Regions from separate parts of the Mus musculus genome. Here region 1 is linked to region 2. Evidence: chromatin loops called from intact Hi-C (ENCODE). Cell type or tissue: left cerebral cortex. All regions are shown on one strand. Links, peaks and the distances in the headings refer to the core of each region. The heading gives the core; the rest is flanking DNA. Region 1 overlaps Shc3 (src homology 2 domain-containing transforming protein C3). Region 2 holds the start of Shc3 (src homology 2 domain-containing transforming protein C3).

Region 1 (11,379 bases), core at 1,315-9,314, 130 kb before region 2:
TACCTGTCCCTCCGAGGCAATCTTTGACCTTTCAGGCCCACTGCCCTGTGGGCACTGCCTACCTCAGTCCTCTCCGCGGCCACGCTGGGACAACAGAAAGGAAGTCCCAGCTAATGAAGACAAGAAAATGCAATAAAACACAGGTCTGGAAGGAAAATAAAATGGCCTTTGTCTATGGACTCCTGCATAGCTATGATAAAGAAACCAACAATGAAAATTATTCTTGGCCTAATACACAATAAAAGTAACTTTCCAACATCTGAAGCTAATATACAAAAGCCAATCACAGGCCAGCGAGATGGTTCAGTGGGTAAAGGTGACCTTAGTTCAAACCCTGGAGCCCGTGTGAGGACGGAAGTAGAAAACCAACTTCAGAAAGCTGCCCTCTGACCTGCACACATGCATTATTGCATGCATGCGCTCCTACACACACACACACACACACACACACACAGACACACACACACCTAATAACAATAAGTAAATAAAAATGTTAAGTTAATCACTTTCTTATACACTAGCAATGGCCACATAAAATTTGAAACAGAATGCCAACCAATTATTGTACCATTAAAAAAAATAGAATACTTAGGTATTCAATGAAATATTTAGGTATAAGTTTAGTAATGCATAAACAATGTATGAAACTAATTTGTTGCTATTAATAATTTTTTTCTAAAGTTTATTAAGAGAAGAAAAACGATCCAGATTAGTCTCCAAAGTACTGAAAGAGAAGAACAGGGTTGGTTCCAGGCTACAATTCTGGACCCAGAAAGAAGAGAAATATGGAAAAATTCACTGCAGGAATCAAGACACTGAGGTGTTAGAGGAAGGACAGACTCTCGAACCTGGACCAGAGTAACGAGCCAGAAACAGACCCATCAAATAATGCTTGCTAACTTTTAATGAGAGATAAAGTCATGGACTGAAGAAAACAGTGCTTTTAATAGATAATCCTGGAATAATTGGGCATCCATGTGGGAAAAAAAAATAAAGACCTTATATCTGTTCAAACATTGACTCAAATGTATTAAATGGAGACCAGAAAATCATGAAACTCTTAGAAGATAATTTAGGAAGACATGTAGACAACTATGGTGTTAGATAAAAGAAAATGATCATAGATTCACAGAGAGGAACCTGATAGGAGAGCGCCCTTCAGACAGGTTCTATTAGGAGACTGGCTCAAGGCCTCCATGACGAGGCCTCAGAAAGGCAGAGTATTGGGATAAATAAGACACTGTACCCACCTTCAATTCTGTTCAACAGAAGGAGTTTCTGACTCAGAGACCTTCCAAGGAGGTGGGAGCAAAGTTCAAGTCAAGAAGGTACTAATAAAGACTAGCATTTGAAATTGGGAGACACATACACCCTCGGACAGAGGGAGGGAAGGAGGGAAGAAGGGAGGGAGGGAGGGAGGGAGGAAGGGAGGGAGGGAGGAAGGGAGGAAGGGAGGAAGGGAGGAAGGGAGGAAGGGAGGAAGGGAGGAAGGGAGGAAGGGAGGGAGGGAGGGCACCATATGGGAAGTACAGTGGTCTCTTGGTGTCTCTGGTGAGGCACCTCTCCAGCATCCATAAAACTGTGCATTTATTGCCCCTTGTGTTTTCAAGACCCACTATGGACATCAAAATCCAGAGAAATTCAAATCCCTTATTTGTAACATGATTCACCATTTGCAAAATATACATACATCCCACCATAAATTCAAAACAACCTCCAGATCTCTTGCTAGATTTACAGGCCAGAGGCTGCCCCCACCCCCACCCCAGGCTGTTCTCCAACCTTCCACTACCCCATTCTCTCCCACTACCACTCTACCCCTCCCACCATCCCCTCTGACACCTAACCCATCCCCTCCTACCACCACCTCACCCCTCCCCTCCCCACCCCACCCCAACCCCCACCCCTGGCAGCTCTCTTTCTGGGACAGAAAGTGACAAAACCGTGACCTGTGACTTCACGGCTCTTGTAGGGAACTCATTTCTCTCCCTTCCACTGCAGCTGTGAGCAAGCCCAGCTCCCTGGTCTCTGGACCAAGGGCCACCTTGAACTATATCTTCCCTTCTCTCTAGTGCCTTCTGGTGCCTGGCATGTAGACCACACCAGGGTAGGATGTGGTTTGGAGAGCTTGGCTTTGTGCCCCACACTGAAATCCTGTAAGGCTCAGAAGCCCCAATTGTCCTTAGGGACTGAGGGACCCTTCTCTCAGGACTCCTTCATGCTATATGACCTTAAGGGCATTGAAGGTTCTCTCTTCACGACCTTATCCTTCTGCCTCTGGACCAATGTGCTCTCTCCCCCTCCCCCTCCCCTTCTCTCCCTCTCCCCCTCCCCCTCTCCCTCCCTCTCTCCCTCTCCCCCCCTCTCCCTCTCTCCCTTTCCCTCTTCCTTTTTCTCTCCCCCTCCCCTCCCCTCCCCCTCCCCCCCCCGCCCCCCTCTCTCAGCACTCTGTTCTTCCTTATCAAGGTCTGGTCATGGCTGTCTGTCCTCCTGAAGCTTTCTCTTCTAACAAAGATAAGTCCTGCCTCTGTTTCCCTTTTCTACACGCCTGCTGTTCTCCCTAACATTTACAATGCTGTGGACATGGCTGTTCCCGAGCTCAGTCTGAAGGACAACAGCAAGAAGACCCTTAGTACCTTCTCAGTACAGATGGTTTTCTCTAAGTCACAACCGCCCATAAAGGATCCTGTCACAGGCAGTTCCACCTTGAAAATACTGTCTCAGGAGCTCTGTGGCTGGGGAAACGGCCAGTCTCTCGTGCCAAGAAGATAACTTGGCAGCTCTTGTGGGCTCCCACAAAACCCTACTGCAGACCTCACCCATCTTTGGGAGCTCAGAAGAACTTAGAAGGTGTGCTGTCTCTTCAAGCCTTCAGGGGTTGGGTGCTGTCTGACCCACCACAGAAGAAATCACAGGGAACCTTCAGTTCTGCGAACAGGGGGAAGCAGACACCGCTACCCACGGGGTCTCCAAATCTGTCTCAATGATCACAGCATCAGACTCATGAACAGAGGAAGGCCCACAGGGAACACAACCATCCCTATATCTCCGTGAGATCCCACAAGGTCAGAGTCAAGCTAGAGAAGAGGAAGATGGCATCTCCCTGCAGGTGAGTCTCCTGGGGAACAACATCAAGGCAGGATGCCTGCCTGTCTAAAATGGCTCCCAGGTGAGGCACCTCTCCAGCATCCATAAAATTGTGCATGTATTGCCCCCTTGTGGTCACAAGCATGCAATATTAGGGGAATTGAAAGTTTCCAGGGGGAAGGTTCCTTCAGCATGGTTTGTAGTGCTTGGGAAGGTTTTGTTCCTGGACAGCAGCTCCATCACTCAGAACTCTACACGTATGCTAGCCCAGGAAGAAGCTGAGAGGGGCAAGCCCACAGCACTCCAGGAGCGACACAGATTCCCCCAAAATAGGTCCTTCCCACCCAGGACCTTCCCTGACAAGGAAGTCATACCAATCCAGAGCTGACAGTGACTTGACACAATCACAGTGGGTGGCACCTTCATCTCTGCCTTCCTGGAGAGTGATCTAAACATAGTCCTGGTGATAGCCATCGCCTAGAAAACCATTGTGCCAGGCAGAGACTGGTCCCAGCTGCCCACAGCAAGGATGGCACACAGTCTAGTCAGAACTGGGCCTCCAGAGGGGTACCCAGGCAGGAACTTGCCTAGCTTCAATGTTGGCCAAGCACCTAACAGTGCCTGGGCAGCCCAGAAACTGGGAGGAAGATGCCTAACACTACTGGCAGGGGAGCTAATCCTGCTAGGACACATGATAGGAGACAGAGGGATCCGGGCAGGCATGTGCCTTACTTTGTGGCTTGGTAGCATGTCCCAGTGATTGATAGACTTGAGTGCACAGGTCACTCCTAGTCTAAGCCACTCCAAGCCTGGGCTTCATAGCAGCGGAAGTGCACAGACTTCCTCAATGTGATGGGAACTGTCTCAGAGGGATCTCCACCCAGAACCTCAGGACCTTCTCTGATCTGCATGGAGACCTCTGCTGACCTCCTTCAGTCCAGTCTCCCCTTCCTTCTAGATCTACATCCTGTCCATTGCTAGTTCCTAGGAATGGTTGGGCTGTAGACACAGAACACACAACTCCCATGCCTCACACATTCCTCTTGTTTGTTTACACCTTCAGAGGAGAAGACCGCAAGTAAGAATCAGGCGAAATGAAACAAGCTGTCTGCAGACAACAGCAGTGACCCCAGGTAAGGCACTTCTGGGAGTCAATGAAATATTGGTCTCTTCCCCTTCCCAGAGTCAGATGCTCTGCTCCAGGAGGTTATCTCTCTCTCTCTCTCTCTCTCTCTCTCTCTCTCTCTCTCTCTCGCTCACTCTCTCTCTCGCTCTCGCTCTTGCTCTCTCTCCTCTCTCCCTCTCTCTCTCCTCTCTCTCCTTCCCCTCCTCCTCCCTCTCTCCCCCTAACCCTTCTCTCCTTCTCTCTCCCTCTCTTCCTTACTCTCCTTCTCCCCGTCTCTCCCCCTTTCTCTGCCCTTTGCCCTCTTCCTTCCTCCCCCTCTCTCCCTTCTTCCCTCTTTCCCTACTCTCCACCTTTCCCCTCTCTTCTCCTTCTCTCTGCCTCCCTCTCCTTTCTCTCTCCCTGTCTTTCCTTGATGTTCAGATAGATACAAGAGAGAGACCAACCTCATGGCACCTAACACAGCATCCTATTTCTAGCAACCACCACGACCATATCCTAAAACACCACAGCACAAAGGGAACAGACCAATTCCAACTCAGAAGACAAGTCAGAAAACAGAAAGAAATTCAGTTCACATAAAACAAAAACAAAGGACTTACTACATCCGCTAAGATAAATGTATGAAAAAAATTATTCAATGGGTGACAAAGTCTTTTAGAAATTAAATACACAATTTTACAAAGTATATGAACATATGCTTATGTGAGAGAGAGAGAGAGAGGGAGAGAGAGAGAGAGAGAGAGAGAAAGAGAAAGTTGATAAGGTTGTCAAGAAACGTTCCAAAGCAGCAGAAACTTGAGGGAAAGATAAGTTGTTATTCCTGTAACTTTCCAGTAAGTTTATTTTTAGTGTTCTTAATGGTGGAGCTGTACACTAATAGTATTTATAAGCAAAAAATGACAAGAGGTCAAGCAAGAATATATTACAAAATTATTTTAAATACTTCTCCCTTCCCTTAATTCCTCCTACTCTCCTTCCTTCCTGGAAAACCAGTACAAAATAAAGGTAAGAGAGGTGCCATATTATAGGGTTGGCCCAACTGGGGTCCTGGCAAGGGGAGAGCACGCATGCACAGGAGGTATAGCTCATGGGTCGGAGAACAAGAGGAAACAGGGAAAGACTTCATGACTGTGGAAGTGGAGCCATTGTTTACGGCTAGTAAGTAAAAGCTCTGAGAGCCAACAGCTGAGGGCTCCATGAGTCAAGCCCATGGAGGACCTGGACACTCGAGTGTTGGTGGTTTCTCCCAACACATCACACCGCGCCGGCCTCGCTGGGCCAAGAGGAGGACTCAGCTCTGAATGACTGAGGGGTGGGGGATAGTTTTAGACATACACTGCTGACACAATGATTTGGCACAAAGATCCATCTTCAAGGGTTCTCCCACAACCTCCACCAGCTCTCCCCAACACTATTTATTTAGAGTCCCTTTCTTCAGCACCCCACCCACCACAGAGGCTCCTGGAGCTGGGTTGGGTGGCTTCCCTTTGGCTTCCCAGTGACCTCAGTGCACAGCAAGAGAGCCCAGAGGCTGCTAGACACCGCCGGAATAAATTTAGACTCAGGCCGTTTTTTTTCTCTCTCCCTTTCTCTCTAATCTAACTTGCCAAGCTTCCCCCTTTATAGTCAGGGACCAGCCAATTACCATGAAAATCAGAAGAATAAATATTGAAGAGAACGTGTTCAGCGTCTATTTCAGTGTCCTCGCAGCAAGAAAGCAACTTTGCATTTTTAATTAAGTCTTTCATTTCCATCTCCTTTGCAGCTAAAGCTATCCTCTGTAGGATCAATTAAATGGGATAATCAGATCCACCTAAAAGCTCCTCCGTTTCCCCCCCCCCCCAGGCCCCCAAAGAATAGTCACCAGTGGGTAGGAGTTAACGAGCATTCTTGATGGCTCTGAAAATCTCACTCCAGAGTGACAACTATCCAGGCAGGGATCACAATTCCACTCCCTCGGTTCCTGTACACCTTGTTACGGGCTTGGGAAAATATAATAAACTATTGTTAGTAGGGTATGAGGGCTGGTTTTAATTACTAATCCGATACACTAAACAGTCACCTGGGATGAGAGTTTGAATGAGAATTTATCTAGATCAGGTTAGCCTGTGAGCATGTCCATGGGTGATTATCTTGATTATGATAATTGATGTAGGCAGACCCACCCACTGTGGGCAGCCCTATTCCCTAGGCAGGGAATTCTGGATTGTGTAAGAGCAGATAAAGAAAGCTGGGCACAAGGGTGCATGCATTAATCACTATTCTCTGCTCTTGCCTGTGGATGTCAAAGACATAGAACATGTCTTTTAAGATAATTCTTTGGTGTATAAAGACTTCGAGAAAACATTTAATCATCTTTGTTCTACGCAACGACATACTCAGCTAGACATTTTTTTCAACATTCCGTGTTTTAAATACCAATCTTCAAGCGAAATATTTATACTCTCACAGAATTCTTGAAGAGCTTTCCCTGCTATTTTCTTTTTGATAACCACAACTGAATTGCTGCAAGGCCTGGGGTGGGGGGCGGCAGGGAAGCACGGGGATGGGGAGAGAGCTCTAGGATGCTTCTATTTAGGTATGCTTGTTTGTGGTTTTATACCTGTAAAAATTCACTATAGTTCAACATTAGCAGCATCACAGATGCACACTCACACACCTGTAGAGGGCATGAGGTCCTCATACAGATTAGTACTATAGAAACCAGAGGAAAGAGATATTTGCCTGGTTTCCACCCGGAGAGCTGGGGATGGGTGTACTTCCTAACCTGGTGATCTTTGTTATCTGTAGGGCCAAGCCCCACCCTAATCCCCTAAAAGATCATCTTTATTTATCTCAGACTCACCCCTCTATATCTTGAGCATTGCTTCTCATCTATAGAACCCATCCTTAGGAGAGATTCACTTGTTCTTTATTACATCAGCCCAGGTAACTTCTGTGTTATCTTAGGGCCAGGCCAATCCTGACTCTACAGCCATTTCCAAGTCAACAGAACCCATCTTTCTGGCAGAGGCTGTATGTACTCTGTAAAGAGTTTCAATGTCACTGTACATACAGGACTGGGTTAATTGTCATCAGGAAACTCTTTCTCTGAAGTTGTGCTATGCTTAAATGTGGTTGAAATAAAATGTCCCGGGTCATGCTCTAGAAGTCTGAACCAGCTAAGTCAGGCTGAACTGATTTTCCTTCTGGCCTCTCTCAGTTCGCTACTCTCCCAGCCCTGACGTTTGCAGAGACTCCCTACCTGCTCCCTAAATTCCTTAAACTCTCAGTTCATAATCTATAAAAGCCATGTGGATCAAGCATCCACTCAGTGCCTGTTGAATACCTACTTCAGTGCCTATGAAGGTACAAGATGCATACAGAACACCAAATAGACTGGACAGAAAATAAATTCATCATGACACATAATAATCAAAACACTAAACAAATAGAACAAAGAAAGAATATTTAAAGCTGCAAGGGGGGAAAAAAACCCAAGTAATATATAAAGGCAGACCTATTGAAATAGAACCTGACTTTTCAATGAAGAGTCTAAAGCCAGAATGGCCTAGATAGATGTACTGCATCATCTAGCACTAAGAAAGCACAGATGCCAGCCCAAACTACTATACCCAGCAAAACTTTCCATCATAATAGATGGAGAAAAAAAAAGATATTTCGTGCTAAATCAAATTTAAGTAATATCTCCCTGCAAATTGAGCTCTATAGAAAAACTTCAACCACACTCAAGAAAACACAAAGAACAAATAATCTCAGGCCAGCTAATTAAAAAGGGGTGGGACCCACACCACCACAACAAAATAGCAGGAATCAGTAAACACTGCTCAATGATAACTCCCAATATCAATGGTCTCAATATCCCAATAAAAAGACAGAGTAACGTACTAATTATGAAAACAGAACCCATCCTTCTGCTGCACCCCCTAAAATGAAGGATAGACATCACCTCAGAGAAAAAAGTTACAGAAAGATCTTTCAAGCAAACAGACTAAAGAAACAAGCTGGTGCAACCATTTTTAATATCTGACAAAATAGATTTCAAACCAAAACTAATCTAAAGAGACAGGGGGTGGGGGACTATATACTCATCCCAGGAAAAATCCACCAAGAAAATATGTAATTCTAAACATTTGTGCACCAAATACAAGGGCACCCAAGTTCATAAAAGAAACTACTACAGTACTTTAACTGCTACAGTTAAAAATCACATGTTATTGAACCTCAGAGGATGATCATGAGAAACTTCAATACCCACGTCTTGCCAATAGGCAGGTCATCCAGACAAAAACTAAACAGAGAAACTCTGGAGCTAAATGATGTCATAAACAAAATGGATCTAACATATTTACAGAGTATTTCACCCAAAGACAGAGAATACACCTCCTTCTCATTACCTCATGGAACTTTCTCCAAAACTCACCACATACTCTAACACAAAGCAAATCTCAGCAGATTCAAGAATACTGACTCCTACCCTCCTCTGTGCCCCAAACACACAATCCAACCAAACACTTTGGTTCCCTTCCTGCCTATCCATCACTGATCTAATTCTGCTAAGTAATTCTAACCTTCCTCCTTTTGTTTTCACTGGACAAGAGGTTTTAAAGTAACAATCCTGGCATTTGCTCAATGGTTAAGTTGATTAAATTGCACTTACTGAACTTGGCAATTATTGGACTCTGCCCAGGGTGAAGTCAAATACTCTTATTGATTGGCAGGTAGACAAGCCAGACAAACCCACAGAATTACTCAGACAGAATTGTATCATCAACTCGGTGTCTGAAGGCTGTGTCTCAGTGACCTGCAAAACACGGGGCTAATTGATGGGGACAGTTGCCTGCTGCCCAGCATTCTTTATAGCCTTTAGGAAAGCCTAGAGATTCCAGTTTGGGAAACATTTGGGATAAATATTGAAAATCCAGCAGACTTTTAACTTCTGTGGTCACTGAATACTTTAGGAAGGAAGGGTGTGGTTGCTATTGCTGTAGTGTGCATGTGTGTTTGTGTACGTGTCTACACTCATGTGTGCAGGCGCCTTTGGGGACAGAAGAGGATGTCAAATCCCCTGAAGCTAGAGTTACAGGTAGTTATCTGTAACTGATAACACCCTGATGTGGGTACTAGGAACTGAACTCATGCCCTTTGCAAGAGCAACAAACACTCTTAACTACCGAGCCATTTCTCCGGTGTTCAAAAGTGCAAACGTTCTATTTTTATAAACCTCTGTTTCACAGTTATCTTTGTAGTTTTGTACTTTGGTTTTCAGTTCCAAATGGAGGTCCTTTTCCATAGGATATAAAACATGAATAACTTTTTAAGTGTCCATATGGTAAGTCCAAAGTTCCCCTGTCTCATTATATTCATTCTCTGTGTGTGTGTGTGTGTGTGTGCGTGTGTGTGTGTGTGTGCGTGCGTGCGTGCGTGCGTGCGTGTGAGAGAGAGAGAGAGAGAGAGAGAGAGAGAGAGAGAGGAAAGAGAGGGGGGGAAGAGAGAGAGAGGGGAAAGAGAGAGAGAGAGAGAGAGAGAGAGAGAACCACCCTGAGTGACGGCCTTCATCTTCCGCTTTGTCTGAGACTCTTGTAGAGGTTTCTCATTGTTCACAGTTATATACATCAAACTAGCTCCAGGGGCGTGTCTACTCTCTGCCTCTGTGCTGGATAGCTAAATGTTAACGTGACACAAGCTAATGTCATCTGACAGGAGGGAACCTCAATTGAGATAAGACCTCCATAACAGCAGGCTGTAGGCAAACCTGTTAGATAATTTTTAAATTAGTGATTGATAGGAGAGGTCCCAGTCCATGGGGGTGGGGCCGCCCTTGGGCTGGTGGTCCTGGGTTCTATAAGAAAGAAGCCAATAAGCAGTGCCCCTCCATGTCCTCTGCATCAGCTCCTGCTTCCAGGTTCCTGCCCTGTTTGAGTTCCTATCCTGACTTCCTTTGGAAGACCAAGTCTAATAAACCCTTCCCTCCCCAAGTGGCTTTTGGTCACAGTGTTTCATCAGAGTAATAGAAACCCTGACTAAGATGTTCTCCCATCTCACTGTGAGAACATTAGGAGTACAGATGCCTCCGTGCCTGGCTTTTATGTGGATCCTACAGATTCAAACTCTGGTCTTCATGCTCCTAATGGTGTAGGGCTTGAATGAAAAAAAAATGTCCTCCATGGGCTCATGTATTTGAATGTTCAGTGATGCTGTTTGGGGAACCATTGGACGGTGCATCATTTCTGAGGAAGTCCATCGCAGGGGATGGGCTGTTGAAGGTGTGTAGCCTCATACCACTTCCAGTTCACTCCTGGTCCTGACATGTAGACAAAATGTGACCAGCAAAGCTTCACACTCCTACCACCATGCCATTCCCATCATTGTTCGTTCATTCTCTCTCTCTCTCTCTCTCTCTCTCTCTCTCTCTCTCACACACACACACACACACACTCTCTCTCTCTCTCTCTGGAACTGTGAGCCAAAACATGCCTCCCTCCAGTTGATTTTGACAAGCTCTTTACCCACTGGGCCATTTCCGAGGCTCCCTTATCCATTATCTTTCAACAAAAGGTTTATCTTTAAACTTTTGATTATGTGCTCACAAGCAGCAGTGCCTGTGGAGGCCTGAAGAGAGCACTGGATTCCCTGAAGGGGATGTTAGAGGGGGTTGTAAATCACCAAATGCGGCTGCTGGGAACCAAACCCAGGTCCCCTGCATCAGCAATAAGTAAGTACTCTAGAGCAGGTGAGCCCTTGCCCCAGGCTAGATTTCTTTATCTTAAAAGACCTGAAGAACAAAGCTTTTATCCTGGACTATGATAACTTTCCAAGTTTCATAACTCACGCAAGGCATTGGTCAGGTCACAAACACTTGTCATGTAAGTCTCCAGTCCCTGACAGGTACTGTAAACAGAGGAGGCAGTGTGGATGTGGCCTCATGCAAGGCCTGGTAAATAGAAACAGTTGAATGGAAGGTGCCTGCCCATGCCTCACCGTGCCTTCCGGGTCCACCAGCAGCAGGTGCTTGGCCTGCCCATTGTGCATGCCTGTGAGGACAAAGGAGCCGGGGTTGGTGGTACTCTTCCTCACTAGGAAGTCTCCATCTTCCCGTAGCAGGGCCTCTGCCTCCTTCCTGCTCATCTCTCCTTGGTACCAGGGCTCAGCGTTAAGCTCCTCCA
Region 2 (11,379 bases), core at 2,150-10,149:
TGGTATGAGTATATCTTTAGACAGATTGTGCATATGTGTGTGCACGCGAGCATGCGTGCATGCGTGCGTGTGTGTGTGTGTGTGTGTAGGATATGAGGTATATATGTATATGATGTGTGTGGTATATGGCACATGTATGTACTTTGCAGTGGGATATAAGTATAGATATGTGGCAAGTGTGTTCATTTAACAAATCAACACTTATGTCACATAAGAGAGAACACATTTTCCAGACCAAATTAGAACTTAACCATCAACGTCATGAGAGTTTCTAAAGCTATCGTTCAAATGTTTTAGGCAGTATTTGCATGCAAGCTACACATTCCAAGGTGGTTAAACAACTTTAAGAGAAAATATCAACCTTTAAAGTTCAACTCATCTAGAACCAAAACAAAAATCCAGTTAGTTTCACCGTCTGAGGTCCTGGGTGGACTCATAAGGACTTGGCAAGCACGGGTTTGCATGAACTTTACCCATAGTTACTAAAAAAATAAAGCTGTAAGAAAAGGATGTCATTGTAGATGAGTCAAGTCAAAATTTAAGAATAAATTTCAGAATAAATCTAGTTTATAAAAACCACCCATAAAGATAAATAGAAGATTAATGAATAAAACAGATGACTCACAAACTCCAGATGTCACTAGATTCATAAACCAGAGAAAAATGATTTTAAAAGCATTTTTTAAAAAAACTTAGCTCTAGAAGAAAACCAGTCCCAACATACCAAGGAAAACTCCCTCCTTGTCAGTTGGTAAAACCTCCTCTACGCCTGGGGAGTCAGTGGTAGAACTCTAACTGAGCATGTGTGTGGCCCTGGGGTCAATTCCCAATAATGACATTTCCATAGAGACCCTATCATTTTCACCCCAGTAAAGAAATGATGGCACAAACTGATACAGAGGGGTCAGCAGGATCTATGAGCAGCCCAGGCTGCCAGCTCCCTGGGTGCACCACAGTGTGCACCGCTCAGTGCAAGGACCTCAGCCGTTCTTCTCTGTTTGATCTTATTTTGGTAGTTTGCACTTGGGACTGCCCTAAATGGGATCACATCTCAGCACATCAACCCCTCTCAGCCTTTTAAAATGTGGTTCGAAAGAGCCTTTCTTTTGATGACCATGTTGGGGCCAGCGGCTGGCCTGATGCAGACCACAGTCTCACAGCCCACAACTGTTGTCTCTGCAGCCACCAAGCAGTTCCAAAACCAGGCCTTAGACCTGCTTGTCTGCAACGGCTCTTCGGTGCCGGGCTCAGACCAGCTTTCCTGTCTAAGGTCTCCCTCACTGGAACTAGGAAAGAGAAGAAGGAGCAGCCTGAGAGAGCCCCATGCCAGCCACTCTCACAACACAGGTGGGGAGCCACAGAACTGTTCTCCTTTATCTCCAGCCATCTCCAGCGACCCTTACATCCAAATAGAGAGCAAGCTTTAGATTGGCACATCATGACAGTTCATGGTTCTCAGCTGTCAGGGTTTCCGTTCTGTCTATCCGGGGCATGGCTTGTTGTTCATTCTCTATTATGATACCACAATTAAGCATGTATCTGGAATACTTAGAGGGTGTCTTAGTCAAGGTTTCTATTCCTGCACAAACATCATGACCAAGAAGCAAGTTGGGGAGGAAAGGGTTTATTCGGCTTACACTTCCATACTGCTGTTCATCAACAAAGGAAGTCAGGACTGGAACTCAAGCAGGTCAGAAAGCAGGAGCTGATGCAGAGGCCATGGAGGGATGTTCTTTACTGGCTTGCCTCACCTGGCTTGCTCTGCCTGCTCTCTTATAGAACCCAAGACTACCAGCCCAGAGATGGTCCCACCCACAAGGGGCCTTTCCCCCTTGATCACTAATTGAGAAAATGTCTTACAGTTGGATCTCATGGAGGCATTTCCTCAACTGAAGCTCCTTTCTCTGTGGTAACTCCAGCTGTGTCAAGTTGACACAAAACTAGCCAGTACAGAGGTGTAACGTAGTGTTGCCACTGAGACCTGGCTGGCAAAGTCTAAAGCTGAGCCCTCCAGAGTGCATAAGCCCCCCACCCACCCTTATTGAACAGCAGGCTCAGGTTGTCATTAAGTCCACAGAGTGCTTACCCAGGATGCTGGAAGCCCCAGGTATGATCCCCAGCACCAGGGGATCTCCAGGGACCAGACAGGGCTACTCACACCTGCAATCTCCATACAGAGGTGGAGGGAGACAGGAGGATCAGAAGTTCAAGGTCATCATTGACTATATAGTAAGTTCAAAGCCAGCCTGGGATACTAAGACCCTGTCTGGGCATGTAGGGAGAGGGGTGCTTTTTTATGGAAAGAAAGGGATAAACTAACAGCAGGCTCAAGGGTGGCAGAAAATATGGGTTAAATGTGCAGGGAGCTAGGAATCCTGTTGGTTGGGAACTTTTTTTAGTTTCCAGTTTCTCATACTTCTTCAACGTTAGCAGCTGCCCACAGAAACAAATCAAAACCCACCCAGCTTCAGTATCCACAGTGCCCTCTCAAGTAGATGAACTTGACGTGTCGGAGTTATCACTCCTGTATATGACATCCAGTTGCCACCTACCAGGAAGTACTTCTCATAGATCGGGTGTGATGATGCAGTGCTGGATTTTTCCAGAAATCTAGAAAACATCCGGGGCATTCTTTAACTTAGAAAAACAAGTGTATAGAAAGGAGTTGAGTCCTTTCACAAACTCTAAACCCTAGGGTTTTAGAACTGAGTTCCGGGTTTAAGATGCAGGCTTTTGAAGGTTCCAGAAGAACTCTTCGTTCATCAATAACACCATCAGATAAACACCACCGTAAGAAGTTTTTTTAGTTTTGTGGGGTTTTTTCAATAAAACTAGTCGGTTTTGAAGTCAACATGACAATGTGGGAAATCTGCTCACATGTGCCGACAGAGGGCCACGTGATTATGCACACAAGGACTGCAATTGTCCCTTAGTATCTGTTTGGCTTCCTTTCTGTGTGATCTCAAACTTCTCCGGAGATGCGGGGAACCACCCCTGGCTTTATGCTCACAGGAGCATAAACACTCACAGCTGCGGATAAACAACCAGGCCAATAACAACTGGGTCACTATAGTGTGGGTCACTGGTGCCTGCATCTCTATGTGTAGGTGCCTCTGGGGCACTGCTGTACCCTCTTCCTGGGGACACACATAGACTCTGAGTAGACCCAATCAGCTTTCTGGCCCTGGATATACGGCTGCTGACACTGGGATAACTCAAAACTGTCCCCACAGAGAGATCCCAGGCTAAGCAGGCTATCTTATCTTCCTATGTTGGTCCTGTGGCGTCATCTCACAAGGGCAAAGCCTTCATTAAAGTGATTTTTCTCCCTAAAATACCATTTTAATTTGTCTGGCTGAATATTCAAATTCCAGATTCACTGACCTACTGTTTGGGCACCGGTACAGCTGACACCAAGTCAAATGGTTCTTTTAAAGTATGGGTTTGAAAAAATGTCCCTCATTTTGAAAGCAACCCTCTACGTTCTATGGGGTGCGTACCCCAACAGCTCTACCCAAGCTCTATTTACCTATTTTTTAAAAGCTTAACAGAAACAAGCAGAAGAAGCAATTAGGAGACTACCAGAGGTAATGACTACATTCCAGGCACAGTTTAATCCCGAGGTTATCAGTGTTGGCTTTCCTTTGCTTATCGGGTTGGCTTTGCCCTTTGGGCCCTGGACGTATCAGTTAAATGATCAGCAGTCATCCTTTCCTGAGATACACGCAACAGGATGTGCGTATATTATGCTGATCTGTGCCCCCTTTGTGAAAGTATAGTGACAGTATATGTGATTTGTGTTCAGTAGCTGAGAGGACCAATTAAAAGCAAGCTGAAGAGAGGGAGGTCCTCGGCCACATTCCCTACATGCGTTTTATACAGTCAAAGATAATGTGCACCCCTTAGGGAATTTGGTTCCAAGCTGCCAAGATGCTACATTTTATCTGAAGAAGTGTCCTATGGAAGTTTTAAATTGGATCTGCAACTACCGCTTACAGGCCAGACGTCTGTCCCACAGGTTTGTTGACACAGGTGACTGAGAGAGCATCTACTTCAACCGAAAAAGCAGTGCCCTGGGGCAGAGCATTGGGGGGGGGGGGGCACGATGAAATGAGCCCCTGGTCTCTCTCCTGGCTCTCATCTGGGCAAAGCATGGCTGTGTCTGCTGCAGCTGGTCTGGCTGGAAGAAATGAGCACTTGGCAGATGGGCTGAGCTGTGCTGGGTACCTTATAGGCCTTGGCACGCTTGAGAGCTGCGGGGATTCTATCAATTACGTTGGGATCTTTAAAATTATTATCATTTTTTGTGTTACAAGAAAAGCTCCTTTCCCTCAGGTGGGTCCAAGAGCCACAACCTCATTCCCTCTTTAGTCCATGAAAAGGTAAGACTTTTATCATCCTGAAAAATAGTCTCAAATGCTCCCCATGGCTGTAAACCAAAACAGTTCAGAGCCAAAGAAAATCTTTCTGGGTAAGACGCTAAGAACCCATCTTTTATAGGAAGCAAGGCAGTGTCTCCTGCCCTGCCCTCTAGAAGCTGGTTGCTCTTGCTCTGGGGGGTAACTATGGCCCACCCCGCCGCCAGGGGAGGACACAGAAGTTGTGACATCGCTCATCGGGGAGAAGGCTGGCTGCCAGGCTTGACAAGTGTACCTCAAGTAGGCCAGACCATGATCTCAGGGATGGATTTCTAGGGAGAGAGGGACATCTGATGAAGCCAGGTGACCAAAGCATGCTTCAACAACGGTGCCTTGGGGAAAGCAGGCTCCATGCGAGGTGACCAGACAGTTCACCCTTTCCCCCCCACACAGAGCATTTCTAATTCTCTCCTTGCCCTGTCGAGCAAGAGAATGGCTAAGGAGGGCTTATTTCCTCACATCCAACTGTCGTCTGTGTTCCCTGGGGCTTGTCCCTGAACCCTGGGGCTTCAGAGAATGACATCTGTCCCCAGCCCTGACTTCCTCCTCCCCACCGCACCCTGTCTCCGAGACCCCCACCCAGCAGTGTGCTCGGGTTACCCACCTTGACCACATAGGTGACTCCCGGCCCCAGCACCTGATCGCTGGTGTGCGGCGCGCCCCGAGGGGGCCTGGGCAGTGGCTCGTCGCCGGCCCGGCTCTTCCTGGTGGCACTCATGCTGGCGGCCGGGGCGCGGGACCCGGGGGTCGCGCTGCCGCCGTCCGGGGCCGCCAGGCTGGGCGCGCTGCAGCTGCCCGAGAGCCGCGCTCCTGCCCGCTCCCGGGCGGCCGACGACAGGCCACGCAGGCCGGAGCTGGAGAGTTTCAAGTGGGACACCTTGTGGAGCAGGTGGCCCAGGCTGCCGGGCCCATCGTCCGGCGCCTTGCGCAGCGCCTCGCCCGACACCAGGTAGGGGCTCGCCGCGGGCTCCGCCGAGACCTTGCCGCCGCTGCCGCTCACCGACAGGCTGTGGAGAAGGTCATCGACCGATGTCACCGAGTCATTCCTGAAGCGGTTGTACTTGGTGCGTGGAAGCATGCCCCTCCGTGGGCTCGCCGCATCCACCCGGGCGCTGCTGCTGCCGGCCCTGGCGCGGACTGCCGCGCATAGCACACGAGCCGCGGTCCCCCGAGCGGGACGAGGAGCCCGAGTCCCAGGACAGCCTTTCCGGAGAGGGACAGCCGAGGCCGACGACCGAGCCCTTTTCACCGTTACAAGGCAGCAGAGCAGCAGCCACGCAGCGCGGGCCCTGGAGACCGAGGGTTGGGGTGGAACGCTTGCCTTGCAAAAGTCATAGTTGCGGCTGATGGAGCGAGCGGCCAGCTGCACGGGGCTGCTCCCAGCAAAAGCGTGACTCACTCTGAGGAGACCCTTCTCAACAAAGGCTCGGTGAGCTCCGCAAATCACTTCCTGTAGCAAAAAGAGAGAGAAGAAAACGACATCCACCCGCTGACAGCAACTACAGCCAATCAGTTCTCAAATTTCCTTTTTCTACCTTCGCAGATATTTCCTTCCAGTCTTTGCCTTTTCACCTACCCCCTCCCCATCCCGCATCTGTGCCAAAGGTAAATCCAGTCCCGTCAAATGATCTCTTGAACTTTCCGCAACCCATTATTCCGTGCAATGGCTTGCTCTTCCCTTGCTCAGCTCATGTGGATGAAGCCCAGAAGTGTCTGACAGGGATGCGTTCAAATGTGACGAAGGCTTTTAAAGAAGTCTTCAAGGCGAATCCTGATGAATCCTGATTTTGGAAAGTAGCAAGAATTTTAAGTAGGAAAAAAAAAAAGAGGGGGGACCCTTCACCAGCAGATGAATATTTAAGAAAGAAAGAAAAAAACCTGTCAGTTTCCTGTGGTTTGCTTTTCTTGTTCAGATCAGCAGAGCAGCCATGTATCTGTGGCGGTGCAATTCCTGTACCAATTCACGAAAAAAAAAAAAAATCAGCACAGAAATTTCTTCTCAGTACAGCTCAGAGGGGGTCTTCCCTAATAATTTACAGCAGTCAGCAGCCGTACTCAGCTAGGGTTCAGTTGAAAAATCTACTTCAAAAAAAAACCTGCATCTCTGCTGAGCGGCAACAGGCTCCAGAAATCCATGCCAAAAAAAGAGAGAGAGAGAGAAAGAGGGCCGCGTTTTGAGTTTTATTCCAAGTGAATGTGTTTCAGCCCTGGAAGCATGCCTTAGTAGCATTACCAATCCGTTTCAATGTCCCTTCAGTTGCTGCTTGCAGCCCTGCAGTCAGGCAGGAAAAAAAATGCGGCTGCTCTAACTGTCCATCAAATCCACAGCAAGAATGGCCTCTTCCTTGCGAGTCGGGCCCAGGCTTGCAGTGACACGCACAGGCCTTCTTCCTGACGCTTGGGAGAATAGGACATCGACAGCCTCCCCGAGGGTCTGACCAAGATTCTGAGACCCACTGAGCCCTTCCTCGGTGGCCTCTACCAGGTGGCCTCATGTGTTAAGACAGATAACCTGCACCACCGAGAAGTCAATCGCTGTCAAAGTTTCCTGGTAACTTCTGTGCAAGCGAATGCATTTGCCTTCTAGCACACTAGCAGGTCACCCTGAGTCTTCTCACGCCCAGGGCTGATCTCGGGAGGCAGTGCGGTTCCCAGGCTTTCTGGGAGCCCCAGGAAGGGAGTTTAGGGAGAGCCACCCGTGGCGGCCGTGCAAGTGAGGCCGGTTCCAGAGGACGAAAAAGCGCAGAGCCGCCAGGCCCGCCCTGGCGCAGCAAACACGTCCCCACCGCTCTCCAACCGCGCGGCAGCCCTAGCTGAACAGCCACCCCGCACTCTCTTTTCTCCCTTCCTCTAGCTCGCATAGCAACAGCAGATGCGCACCCCACGGACGATTTCGATGGTGATTGGAGTCCCCCTCCAATCTGAAGCAAGTCAGCCCCACCATTCCCAAACCGTGGTCTTCTTCATTAGAAGCAGACAAAAAGAAAAAAAGAAAAAGGAAAAAAAAAAAAAACAGACCGAATGTGAATGAGATGCTGTTTGTGTGAATGAAAGGGCCGGCGAGCGAGCCAGCGTTTCTGTGAATGGAGCGGGTCCTTGCAGCCGGTGCCAGGCAATCCCCTGGGCTCAGGCGGCTTCAGCCAATGAGAGGCTGAGCCGATGACTCATTCAACAAAGGCTCGCTCAATAGTGGAAGATTCCATTTCAATCAAGGGCGGGATCTTTTATCCAACAGCAGTGTGGGAAAAAAAAAGAGAAAGAAAAAAAAAAAAATAACACCACCCAGATTGATTACAAAAATTCTGGGAGGAAGAAACAAGCCGGTATAGAGAGATGGGGAAAATTAGTTTTATAAGGGTGTTGGAGACTATCGGGTCAGTTCCGGGTGAAGCAGGACCACTCTCTGGGAGGTGAGCTGTACCCAAACTTTCATTCACTGGTTCTTCTACCTCACAGAGCAGCCATGAATGTACCAGCTTTTATTATGAATGCACACAGAAGACCCAGTCAAAGGCTAGCCTCTTCCCCATGAAGTCTTTCCTAATAAAGGAATAAAGAAGACCTATGCAAGCTAAGTCTCCAGAGCAGCGGAGGGGATCCCAAAGCTACATCATTTAACCCTTTAGCCAACAAGGAGACTTTGGATTCTATTATGAGGCCAACGGAGGGAGCCGACTGAGAAAATATGAATGGCGGTGTAAATTTACATACAACAATTAGACTCGTTGGTGTTAGACGTTAATATACCAAGAATATCATATAGTACAGCTAGAGCTGCTGTTAGCTGGAAAGTGATACGAATATTTTGGTGTACAGGAAAAAAGAAAATAAATTAAAGAGCCCAAATGCGTCAGATGGAATTCCACAGCCCCTGCAGGGGAACTCTGCTCACGTGCCTGTCCCAGGAGAGCCCTTTGTTCGCCCTAGGGAGCCTGGCTGTCGCTTATTTTAGGCATGATCCCCCAAAGCCCAAGCTCTGGGCTGTCAACTCGAAACAAACTGGCACCAGTGAGAACGAGGATAGATAATTCTAGATGCCATGTTCAAAGTCTGCGCTATGCTGTGACTATCACGTGTTCACTGGATGCTTATGTTGAAGTCTAATCCTGGCCACCTTTCTTTCAAAAGGTGAAAGCTTAGTCTGTGTCATTTAGGGGAGGGGCTTCTGGGACAGGACTGGGATTAGGTCATCAGAGTAGAGGAGCAATAGCCCAGTCTGTAAAATGCTTTATCTTGCAAGCAAGAGGACCTGAATTCAATCCTCAAAAACTCAACATTTAAAAAAACAAAACCAAAAATACTAACAGACAAACAAATAAATGGGCTGACGACCCAGTGTTACACAGCCAGCCAGCCCAACCCCTCAGCAAGTTTTAAGCCAAGAAGAGACCTTATTTCAAACAAACAAGATGGGGTCAGCAAGATTGCTATCAACCTTGATGATTGGAATTTAGTCCCCAGGAGCCACACAGTGGAGATGATGTTGTCCTCTGACCCCCTACACATGTGCTCTAACATGCATCTAATGAAAAGCTATTTTTAAAGAAAACATGGCTGTCATCCAAGAAATGAGAGTGGAGGCCATACTCTGTCCTCCACATGCAGGTATGGCACACTTCCACACAAGCACACACAAGGATGCACCTGCACACATATAACCACATAGAAGTAGAGAGTCTGAACACACACACTCGTGTGTGCACACAGGCATACGTGTTCCCAGTCTCTCACCGTCTTAAGCCCTGAGCCACCTCAGACTCTGCTAGCAAGAATCCCAAGAATTTGGTCTCTCAGCTGTACCAGACTAAGGAGCAGAGGTAAATTATCTTTATTCATAACTCACTTAGTTTATTGGACTGTGTTATTAACCAGAGATATGGATGGAAATCCTATAACAATGCCAAGAAAGTGCCTTGCCTGGGCAGCTGACATTGAGAACTGCTCACCCCTGACCACCTGTAGCCAGGCATCTTCCACTGAGAGGAGTGCAAGGCAAAGTCCACATTTCCTACCTGGAGGATTCACCTGAGTCAAGTCCTGTTCATCAGAGTGGAGAGTCTAATCAGGTGAGGAAGGGAATAAGTGCATGGGAGTGGCCAGCTTAGGGTTAGGAGCCTTCTGTGTAGAGGCATCAAGTGCAGAGGTTGAAACCCGGGAATTCCAAATTGTCTAGATGAGATATAAAAAGGGTGGTCAGATATGGGGTAGGTGGTACATGCTTCTGATCCCAGCATTTGGGCAGTTGAAGCAGGACATTTGAGGGCTCTAGTGGGACAGTCTGGGTTACATGGTGAGATTTCATCTCGAAAACAAACAAAACAGCCAGAAATTGTAGGATAAGCATAAATCCCGAGCCATCTGAGGAACTGCCCTCACCAACCAGGCACACCTACTGCAAGTCCAGCTTACATCCTGTTTTGCATAAAGGAAGCCAAGGGTCACTGGGGCTACACAATGTGCAGTGACCACATCTTCTATCTTCATGGCCACACACAACCCTGCCTCAGAGAGGTAGGTGTGGTGTACAGTGTCCAGTGGGGCTTCTCCCTTCGGGCAGTGCTCATTCATCATTAACGACAATGTTGCCAGTGGACTGAGAGACAAAAAGGTTCAGACTTTCTAGAAGATAGAAGATGGGCTATATTACAAAGAGAGGCTAGGGAGATGGCCAGTCAGTGAGATGGCTGACAATACACCCAGAACCCACAGAAAAAGCCAGGCGCGGTAGTGTGTACCTGAAGTCCTCATGCTGAGAACAAAGATCCCAGAAGCTCCATAGTCAGTCCTATCCAAACAATGAGCTCTGCTTTCATGACAGATGCTGTCTCAAAAATTAAGGTGGAGCTCAGGGATTGAGAGCACTGGCTGCTTTCCCGGGGGACCACAGTTAGATTACCAGCACCCACATGGTGGCTCACAACTGTCTGGGATTCTGACTCCAGGGAAGTTGATGCCCTCTTCTGGATCCTTCCGCACTAGGGCTCACACATGCCGTCGAAACATCAGTATCCATAAAACAAAAATAAGAAAGGGAGAGAGTGATAAAGACATCTTCCTGCAGTCACACGCACGCACACACATGAAAACACACACAAACACATATGCATGCCAAAAGCATAAACACAAATATTAAGATGTAATAGAGTATAACGGAGGTGAAGCTATTGTGTCTTACAGTGTAAAAGAGGAGACCAGAATGGAAGCAAGTAGGGAGCAGGGACAAGGGAGAGAGAGTGGACCAACTGACCCTCCCTGGGGAGGATGGAAGTGATTGACAGCTCTTTCAAGGTCCAGGTATGAAACAGAAATCTTCCTCAGGAGGCAAATGCAGAGGACAGCATTAAAATCAGACTCGTGGAGATGGCCTCAGGTCATCCAAAAAGAAGGAGAGACACCAGAAATTCGCAAGAACCAAAATCCTTGGTGGACCAATGAGCTTATCCCAGTCATTTGTTGGAGTATGGGTGAGGGTTTACTTACGGGAGCATAGACAATTCAAAGGCAACTATGTTACCAAAAGCCCTACCCCAGCAGGAACAACTTATGAAAGCCATATTCCCCAGGAACTTGCAGGCCACCCCACTGAACAGTCTCCCGCTAGCAACTGCCTACTGCTTTGACAGCCTTGAGACTGTATGAGTTTTACAGGTCTCTGAGTCTTCTTTCATTAACTTCCCCCAACCCCCATCTCTGGGAGGACGTATTTAAACTAGGAGGAAATAACCACACAGTGGGATTGCAGGCTTTGGGTTGGCTTTCCTGGTAGATGTTTATCAGACCAGCACAAATAGATAGATAGATAGATAGATAGATAGATAGATAGATAGATAGATAGATAGATAGATAGATAGATAGATGATAGATGGATAGATAGATAGATAGATAGATAGATAGATAGATAGATAGATAGAAGTGGGTTGAGAAGTCAGAATGGATTTGGGGGGGGGGGGAAGGAAGCTGT

The links. Peaks named below come from ENCODE experiments on the same cell type or tissue, not always from the same donor. Only the 100,000 strongest peaks of a DNase experiment are listed, where the experiment ranks them.
Region 1: a loop joins it to region 2, with 5 times the contacts of the local background. A loop is called at or near these places in 5 of 42 quality-filtered maps.

The regions. Positions count from the first base shown.
Region 1 is chr13:51,431,496-51,442,874 of GRCm38, forward strand. It overlaps Shc3 (src homology 2 domain-containing transforming protein C3), which reads right to left. Exons shown (of 12, transcript NM_009167.5): 11 at 11,195-11,379. Among named protein-coding and RNA genes, the nearest start is that of Gm32834, 18 kb to the left of the region's middle. In left cerebral cortex, for the core only: a CTCF peak has its summit at 3,225 (motif pointing left); DNase peaks (open chromatin) are centred at 3,167 and 5,779.
Region 2 is chr13:51,561,949-51,573,327 of GRCm38, forward strand. Shc3 (src homology 2 domain-containing transforming protein C3) reads right to left here and starts at 7,503. Exons shown (of 12, transcript NM_009167.5): 1 at 5,023-7,503. The coding sequence starts at 5,496. In left cerebral cortex, for the core only: a CTCF peak has its summit at 4,525; DNase peaks (open chromatin) are centred at 3,107, 3,891, 4,242, 4,591 and 6 more places; H3K4me3 peaks cover 6,008 bases; H3K27ac peaks cover 4,181 bases.